Regions from separate parts of the Homo sapiens genome. Here region 2 is linked to region 1. The links are chromatin loops, found by intact Hi-C in ENCODE. Cell type or tissue: HepG2. All regions are shown on one strand.

Region 1 (5,000 bases):
CCTTTGGATTTTTGATAAAGGTAGTATATTTAGATCAAGAGTATTCAAATAATTTTAGCAGCAGAATATTACCCTGAATTTTAACTTAATGTGAATGATGAAAACATTAAGGAAGCATGGAGCAGCTGCTGTGAAAACAGGCTTGGAGGTTCAGGAATCTAGTGCACCTTAAGCCCCTTTATGCCGAAAAGGGACTTCCAGGGCTCTTCAACCACCGCTGAAAATGGCTTCAATCTCACAGCATCACAAGGACCTTTCAGTCAAAATGGAACAGAATATATTATATGTCTAAAGATCTCAAAATGCTACCAGATTTCTAACTCTCACTAATATGCTAAAAAAAAAAAAAACACAAAACTGTCTGATATTGACAGTTGGAATCTCTGAGGAGACCAAGTAATTCAGTATCTCTTTTCTTTGCCCGAGTTCTGAACAAATTGACTTAAAAGAGTAGACAGAGTACAAAACATCACCTTTAATACTGGTAAAGATAATACTGAATAGAGAGAGAGAGAGAGAGAGAGAGAGAGAGAGAGAGTGTGTGTGTGTGTGTGTGTGTGTGTGTGTGTGTGTTTCCTGCAAGTGGTGGGCTTCCTTATGAGGTTCAGTATTATTATGACACGTATTTTCCCCAGCCCAGTCACAGATAGTGCTAAGAGGACAGGCTGTTCCATGAGAAGATCTTGCCCATGACAGGCTTGTGCAGAATGAACAGAGAACATTCATTACGGTAATGAATATCCCTTACATGGAAGCAAGTATTGGGAATGGAGAATAAATGTTTCCCCCAAAACAGAGAGAGAAGGGTGAAAATAATGAGAGAGACAGACAAACAGAGAAAGAGAGAGAACCTAAATGATTCTCTAAATGGCTAAGTGCCAGGTATAAGATTTACTTTTCTCATTTGTAAAACAAGAATAGCAATATTAGCTCCCTTGCTATAATAGATGGGGTCATTACAAAAATCTGCTGCAATGATGTATGAAAGGGGCCTTTGTAACTATAAAACACAATGTAGATGAAGGCATTAGTGGTGGTGGTGGTGGTGGTGGTGGTGGTGGTGGTGGTGGTGGTGGTGGTAAGCAGAACAGAAAATATTTCAACTTAACTTGTTTGAAGGACTCTTTGGGGTGTGAGGATGGTAATAAACTTTTCAGCTTTGTCCCATTTAAGGAAAAAAGCTTTCCAAGAATGGGGCAAGAATGTAAGTATATCTTTTTCTAAAATGAAGAATACCTACAATGTCACACATTACAACAACAAAAACTAGCTCTTCTTATTCATTAGATAAAAGCAATGTTTCTAAAGAGTACCTGTATTATGTTGCAAGCTACAGAATTTCTTAAGTTCTTAAGAAATTGCTACTTATCAACCAACTAACAAATTCTAGACTACTACAAAAATTATAACGTTCAGCTTCTCTCTCATGTATCTTTATTTAGGGGAGAATGAATAACTAAGTAAAGCCAGTAGTCATAAAGAATCCATGGGCAGTAAGGATGGACTACATAGGACTAGATTTATATAATGTTTCTTTTCCTTTTTAACTTAAAGCTTAAGAATTCCATTTATTTATTTGCTGACAAAACTATATTCACAGTGCTTCTGCTTATGAATGTAGGACACATAAAAATGAAACCAAGATAGTAGGAAAAATAGCTTTTGACATTTACACAACATATTCCAAATTTCAAGTTTTGGATATTTTTTGTTAAAACTGACCTTGTGATATCTTTGATTATTCATAAACTACTAAACATTAAAGTTTTTCTATATTAATTTGATACTTTCTTGACAAGTTTGATATGTCCAAAATGAACTACCACTTCACTTCCTTTTAACCTTTTCTTTTTACATTTTTGAAAAAGAAAATGTGTTGAAAATTACTTAATTCTACTTAAATAAGTGCCACTTTTATTATTAATACCAAGTTTTGTACTTTAAGACAATTATTTTCTATTTGGGGGAATGTTTGCGCCATCTACTGGACATATACATATTATTACTTTTGTCCTACAAGAATTACAATGCCATGTCCAAAGGTACTTGTGAAGTTGTTCCTTATAAACCACTCCGAAACAAAATCTATTCCTTTTCTTTCTTTTTTCTTACGGCACATTTCAGCACAGGAAATCAGTACCTTCCCACCCCAAAAAAGCAACACTAAGATATATTAGTTCAAATAACTAAATATTTCTATTTTAATGGAATCATTTCACAGACTCATACATTCATAGGCATACAAATGAAAGAGGCATAAAAACACATTTGGAGTAAAAGAAATAAGTAAGGCATTTATTTCACTGAAAAAAGTATACCCATCCCTAATTTTACAACTATTATAAGCAGAAATCCTTCTCCTATTACACATAAAACTAGGGATAAAGACTAGAAATCTGTTACATGAACTTGTAGAGGAACAATACTAATTAATAGAAAAGAATAAAAGAGTTAAAGCCAGTCTGGTGGTGTCTCTGGATTTTTCTTAATGAGTAACAACCATTAAATGGAATGGGAGGAAAATCAGCCTTTGGAAGAAAATGACTTTTAAATATATTTTTCCTCCCTGTCTTTTGGATGGCACCATCTAAACAGCAGAATTGAAAAGAAACATAAGATTTATTCAGCTTCAATTAAGAAGGTATGTTATTTTTCCACAGGAAAATAAAATGTGGATCCCGCTTGAAGATCCACGCCAAAATTACATTCCTGGGTATGAGGTTTGATTCAATTGCTGGCACATTTATATCTGCTTTTCAGGGAGATACATAAATAATTGGAAAGTTAACAAGAATTGCACTATAATGTTAATAGATTAGAATCCAAATAATTCTTTAACTCTTCAGAGGTTTTTATTTTTTATTTCCTTCCTTTGATCTACAATTAGAAAACTGGCATGAAAAACTTACTTTAGACTCTATAAGACATATTTTGGAATTAGTGCTATTTGACTCACTTAATATTTACTTTGGGCAGTTTAGAACAGAAGATATCCTCATACTTAATACAAAAATAATGCAGAAGATATTATAAAAGGTAAAGATAAATTACCATGGTAGTTCCTACAAGACAGACTTTCAGACAGATGAACACAGGTGAGTAAATGATCCTTAGTAATCTAAAAATAAAATATATTTGTGAACTCTAAAAAGCACAAAATTCTAACAAATTTCAATATAGTTTTCAACAATAAGCTTTGAAATAAGAAAAGGTTTCCACTTAGGCTTAAGTTAGCTTTTTTTTTTTTTTTTCCCACTAGCTTTCAAGTTAATTAAGCTTCACTCTATCTGAAAGTAAAAACAAATTTTAAAAAGTGAGTAAAATGAGACTATGTTACATTAGGAAATATTCTATGCCATAGTATACTCTACTAATGTTGTTAAAATAACTATCCCCACTGCATTTTATCACCATCATTTTCCTTATAACAACTTACCTTTCAAAAGATAAATTTTCTATATTCTAAGTATTGTGCTTTATGCTTTACATATCTCAGTTAATATAACAATCTTATAAGGTTTCAATTATCACTACAGACAACAGTAAGTTATAACCAACTTCTGATACTTTTAATACTACAAAAGACTGTGCTAAAAACTACACATAACTATTAATACACAATATTCATTAAATATTTATACTTTCTGACTTTGCTACAAGATTCACTTTAGCATTCTATTTAATTTTGAAGCAATGGCTTCCAGCTACCATATATATAAAATTGTCTTCAAGTAAGCTTTTTACCTCTTTTATACGGAGGAGATGGTCTTGATCTCAGAACAACAGGATCAAGACCATTCCTTGTATTCTGGGGAGAGGGACCTCCTGTGCTAGATGCTGGATTGATTGTGAATGGGAAAGTGTTCACATGTATAGAATGCCATCCCTGGTGGGCGTAAGATAGGAATCTTCACTGAGAAAAAACCAACAACAACTAAGAGTTAAGTAGTAGGGAAGCCTCACTGAGGTGCCATTTAAAGTCAGCAATCTTGAGAGAGTACAGTGTCACACTGCAGTAGAGAAACAGCTCAGAATCCATCAGTGACAGCAAGCTGTACTGGTAGTTTATTATATTCTTTGTGATTACTTTCTCATTTGTTGTCCTTTAGCATAAAGACTTTCAGAAGTTCTACACTGCTTTAACTGCAGAGAGCGTCAAAGAAAAGAGTGTCCACAATGGAAGAGAAAGAAGAAGAGGTGAAGTTAGGGTATGTCTGAGGTCAAGCACAGTATTGTGGAAAGGATGTGAGAATCCCCCCAGGAGGGGAACCCTCAGAATTCAAGTTCCAGCCTCACAGTCTAGTCATCTACACCTGCAAGATTCTCCTTCCTAAAACCAGAGGTTTGAAGTTCTTCTCTTAAGGGCAACAGTATTCTCTTTTAGTTGTTCCCACTAACTCTTAAGAATGGGGCAACAAAATTACCTACTTATTAAAAAGAGAATGAGTAGAGTCCCTATACTAATATACTTACAGATAAGAATTCTAAGAATTCTAAAACTGGTCTCAGTTGAGTCTCAATCAGTTTTTTCTAATTGTAAATGGAGATAACGATTGGTTTCCTAATTGCTTCAAAGAATTATCCAGAGGATCAAATGACCCAATATATGTATTATCCCTTGTAATAAGTATAAAGATACTACAGAGATGTTTTAAAAAATACTGTTAGCAGGCTGGGCACGGTGGCTCACTCCTGTTGTCCCAGCACTTTGGGAGGCTGAGGTAGGCAGATCACAAGGTCAGGAGTTCAAGACCAGCCTGGCCAATATGGTGAAACCCCATCTCTACTAAAAATACAAAAATTAGCTGGGTGTGGTGACAGGTGCCTGTAATCCCAGCTGCTCAGGAGGTTGAGGCAGGAGAATTGCTTGAGCCCAGGAGGCGGAGGTTGCAGTGAGCCAAGATCGTGCCATTGCACTCCAGCCTGGGTGACAGAGCAAGACTCCGTCTCAAAAAAAAAAAAAACAAAACAAACAAACAAACAAAATACTGTTAGCCTGT
Region 2 (5,000 bases), 630 kb after region 1:
GTAACTCAGGCCACATTTTCTTTATCCATTCATCATCTATCAAGGGACACTTAAGTTGTTCCCATATCTTGGCTATTGTGAATAATGCTGCAATGAATATGGGGAAGCAGATATATCTTTGACATACTGATTTCATTTTGGGGGTACATATATCCAGAAGTGAGTTTGCTGGATCACATGGTACTTCTATTTTTTTTCTAATTTTTTAAGGAATCTCTATATTGTTTTTCATAATGGTTGCACTAATTTACATTGCTAGTAACATTGTACAAGGGTTCTCCCTTCTCCAGGATGAACAGAAGAAATGCCATCTTCCATACAGATAAACATGCTATTTGAGACATTATTAAAATATCTTTTTGAAAAGTTGTGATAAGGAAAAAATTACTACTCACTAAAAGTCATCATAGATATGAAAATGGCATTTAGCATGGCAGAGTCAGGTGCATTGGACTGTAATTTACCTTTTACTTTCTAATTAACTTTAAGGTCAGCCCACAAAGGACTCTACGCTTCACCCAAAATAAACTAATTTACAAACGTCTCCCTTTCCCTTATATTTTATACATAGAAATCATTTGTATTTTCTATATGATAAAACATTCCATTGAAATTTGACACAAAATAAGTGGTATGTAAATAAGATAGGGAAATAAGTTTAAAAATTCTTATGAGTCATACAAAGTGGCAATTGAAATTTGAGGCTTAACATTAAATAGTTTACTATAGGAAAGACTTCAAACACAAACCAGAAAGTGATGCATAATTTGAATATTATTAAATTGATAATAAGAATGGAAACTTAAAATATGCAATGTTTATATGATTTCCCTTTGCCACCTTAAAACTTTCAAAAATATAAATAAAGAAAAAATTGGATTTCATATAAAAGCTTAACTGTAAATATATGCATATATATAGAATTATTAAAAGACACTGGATGATATAAAACAAAAAAATCAAAACAGAAACAGGTTAATATGTTTGCCATGCTTTATGCCTTATGAATTAACCACACATTTTTTATTAATAAGGACCTTTAAAATATACATTATTGCTACTGCACATGAGCTGATGTTTATGCAAATATCATCAACAATTTATAAAGGCATTAAAATTCAGGGTAAAAATTCTACAGTAAATGCTAACACTAATATATCATAATGCAAATTAAAGGTTAAGAGGAGGAGTTTTTGAAGTGGAATGGTGAATGCACCATTTTTTTAATCTAGCCAGTAAACATGAGCTCCATGCATTCAGATTTATCATTATTTTTACCGAGTGCTTGTGTTCGCTGGGCTGAACACAGAAGAGATGATACTGAAGTAAAGGGTAAAGCATGAGGACTAGAGGGACAGTAGCAGAGGGCACTGAGCTGAAAAATAGGGCTCTTAAGAAAGCCTGATATGAGCCACTAAATGAGCCAACTAGTGGTACAGAAATTATACAAAGGGGGCAGGTATCACAGCAGATTAATCTTTAGTCTTCTGCCTAGATAGTAGTTTCAGCCTATGGCCACAGGACATTGTCACAGGTATATTATGAATGGAAAAGTACTTGTGTTATATAAGGATATTTATGTGAAGTGAAAAGTACAAAATGATGTAAAATTTTAAAACAAAAAATATTTCTACATATACACATGTGCCTGAAATGAAACATATATATATGTGGCTGAAGTAAAATATATCAAAATATTAAGGATAGTTATTTCTTAATCATGAGCTTAGTGGTATCTTCCACCTTCTTGATACTTTTTGTAACTTTTATTGCCAGAAATAAGTTTTTTTAACATATAAAGGAATTATAGACTATTAGGGCAGACAGGTAGTTAGAGATTATATGGTGTAAAGACCTAATATTTCAGAAGTGCAAAATGAGTCTCAAGTGTGACCCAGCTGATTACTACAGACTTGAAAGCAGAATCCATGTCTGTGAGTTCTCTCTCAGTGAATTTCCCCTGTACCAACTTGCCTTCCAGAATACTTTACTTCTATGAATTTTTAAAACTACATTTGAGTTCCATTTCATACTGCTTTTACCACAATGGTAACCTATTGTGTTTTTATTCAATCCCTTCTGTCTACCATACATGTGGAGTATGCCTTCCACATCTTCTTCCAAGTAACTGAAAAATTTCCTATGAGGACATGACCGAATGCAGAATCCAATGACATCATCACAGTGGACCTGTCACAACAGAAATCCTGCAGGTCCAGATGTAACTCACTATTGCCACCTGGTGGCAACGATTGCAGATTTCTTTCACAGCTTCCTTCACTGAATACGTATACTTTGTATCATCCTCCAATTATGGCTCTGTCATAATGTTGCTTATAGTACAGACTTCACATTTTCAATATGTTGCCTAGAGCTCTATTAACAGCTAGAAATATGATATACATTACTTTTCCTGCCCCTTCTGTAAGTTAGAATATGTCTTTTCCTTCTTTTACTTGCTTATTTTTTAAAGTACCTACTACTGAATCAGTCCCAAATATTCCCTGGTTGCTTAAACATTCTCTCAGAACAATCAAGTGATAGGATACCTAATTCACATCAATATTCTGCCAATTTTATTGTCTTGATGACATCTCTTTCAGGGCCTCCTTTCCTGTCCCAAACCTAGTTATTTTTTCTCTAGAACTGCAAAGAGCTATCTAGACTTAAGTCTTCCCTCTTATTTCATCAAAAGTCTGACTGGATATTGACTCTAGGTTGGAAATAAATGTTACTTAGAATTTTGAAGGCAGTTTTTCTGCTGTCTCTGAGTAGTGCTGCTGGGGAGAAGTATTCAGTCATTCATATTTTTGATCCTTTGTAAGGAATTAGTGTTTCTTCCTTTTTGAGAGCTTTTAGGGTCATCTTATAGTATTCTGAAAACTCAAAGATTTTAAAACAGACCTGCCCTGTGTGGGTCTGCTTCATTCATTTTGATGACATTTAGTGAGTCCTTTAATCATAAAACTTGTACTCTTCCATTGTAGAAACTTTCTTGAATTTTTAATATACTCTTCTCTTTTTTCCTATTCTTTTTTGGAAACTCCTCTTATTTCCTGTTTATTCTGTTTCTTTCTGTTTTGTCTACTGAATTTTCCATTTATGCTTTTATATCTCTATATTTTACATTTATACTTTATTTTATATTTACATATTTTGTATTTTTGCCTTCTTGATTCTCTTTTATAGAATACTATTTGTATTTGTATTTCATAAATACAAGTAATATATTTGTTTGCCTCTCTGATTATATTAATGATATTTTCTTTTTTATAGTCTCTTCTTCTTGCATAGTCTCTGTTTCCCGCAAATTGCTCTTTTTTCTTTTTATTTATTTGGCAATCTCTCTTTCATAATTGAGGCTTTCATCAGATATCCAGGAATTTTTGGTTGTCTGCTCACATTTCAGGCGGTGAATATTTGTGTAGAAGCTCTGCACTCGTATTTTGGGATTTGTTGTTGCCTGTAAGCTTCACTGTAATGTCATCTGACTTGGCCTTTTTTTGAGAAAATTCTAAGGTCAATGTTTTCATCTCTCTTAACGCTGATTGTGTTCTCCAAGGAAGCATCATCTGGCCTTCTGCCTGCTGACACCCGAAAGGCATAGACTTGGCTCCTGGACCAGTGTAGGTAGAAGGCCGGGTTCTCCATTTTCAACTTGTAAGCTATCGCTCAGTACCCCTGTTTTCCTTGTGACACCCTCCCCCAGCCCAGAACTGGATCTGGTTCTCCTTATCCCGTTTTACCTTGTCTGAAGATCATATTTCTGTTTGGTGGATTAGAAGCTGTTGCATCCATGTGGATTTGAGGAAGAAAGTAGAAGATTTAACTGCTTCACAAGCAATTTTTTCTTCCTCCTGCTTTTCAGCATTTTAAAAATGTTGAAGCCTGCTGCTATGGAAATTGAATTGTTTATTGGCTTTTTTCATTACCGATTTAGGATTCAGCTTCCATGGGATTACTGGGGATAATGGGGTTATTTTCCACTCATCTTTTTACTTTCCAGCTTCCAAAATGATTTTGCTGTCATGTCTTCTCTTGATGTTTATATAATTTGGATTATATTTGAAAGTCTATTTGTTCTTGTTTTAATGAAGACTTAGAAAAGTGGTAACAAATGGGCCTATTTAACCTGCCATCTTAATGGAAGATGCAATATTTATCTTTTTACATTTCAAAATTAAAGAAATAAATATTTACTAATAATTAATGCCCACTTTTGACCTTGGTGCTTTCGTGGTCCATATGTTGGTAGATGATGTAACTAAAAAGGGAACAGGAGAGTGGAAGTTCCATAGTGCACAGAGGAATTGAGACAGTGGGAACCTGTCCTTTTGGTCTGCATGTTGAGTTTAAAGATCCTCAGTTAAGTTAATAACAGATTATGTTATTTAATTAAACCAGCCTTCCTACAGTGTTCTAATGGTTTAAAATGTCTATAAGAAGATTATTTCTGTAAAGAAATTTTTTTTATAATGGATTCTTTATTAGACGAAGCTCTGATCACAATAGTTGATCCCTTTAGTTTTCCCATCCTTTTTCTTCTCCATGCCTTCTCTTTGGCCCTATCAGGAGCTCAAGTCCTTCTAGACCTTCTCAAGGCCTCATTCTTTACCAGGGCAAACCTATCCCTTCAGATGAATCACTGACAACTCTCCTGCTGTGCCTTCAACATCCCAGCAGGCTTATCATTTTGCTGTTCCCATCTTTATGGACCCTGAACTTCAGCTTAATATGAAAATCAATTTCTATGCTCTCTTGGATGCCACTGGAGAAAATCCCTTGGCTAAGCTCGCTGGTGCTGTGAGAAATCCACAACCTCTGACCTCAGATGGGCCTCAGTATCACTCTGCAACGTTTTCCTGTGTTTCTGCTTTCTTACAAGGGATACCTAAACTCTCCCCACATCCTTCTGTAAAGAAATTATTGAATGAAAGTACTAGATAAGTGAATAGCAAGAAATTGTAGGAGAGGATCTTCTCCTTACAGCTAGTATGAAC

Evidence for each region. Hi-C counts contacts between places; a loop is a spot of excess contacts. Peaks named below come from ENCODE experiments on the same cell type or tissue, not always from the same donor. Only the 100,000 strongest peaks of a DNase experiment are listed, where the experiment ranks them.
Region 2: it touches region 1 in a loop (8-fold over the local background); 2 of 110 quality-filtered maps call a loop at or near these places.

What each region holds. Positions count from the first base shown.
Region 1 is chr7:122,527,081-122,532,080 of GRCh38, forward strand. The region is part of intron 8 of CADPS2 (calcium dependent secretion activator 2); the gene reads right to left. It overlaps LOC105375481 (a long non-coding RNA gene), which reads left to right and starts at 652. Exons shown (of 4, transcript XR_001745347.2): 1 at 652-730; 2 at 4,110-4,208. RefSeq lists enhancers at 88-588, 589-1,089. In HepG2, a CTCF peak has its summit at 1,997 (motif pointing left); no DNase peak of the experiment used is centred here.
Region 2 is chr7:123,152,210-123,157,209 of GRCh38, forward strand. All of the region lies in intron 6 of SLC13A1 (solute carrier family 13 member 1), which reads right to left. Among named protein-coding and RNA genes, the nearest start is that of SLC13A1, 45 kb to the right of the region's middle. In HepG2, a CTCF peak has its summit at 2,221 (motif pointing left); a DNase peak (open chromatin) is centred at 2,212.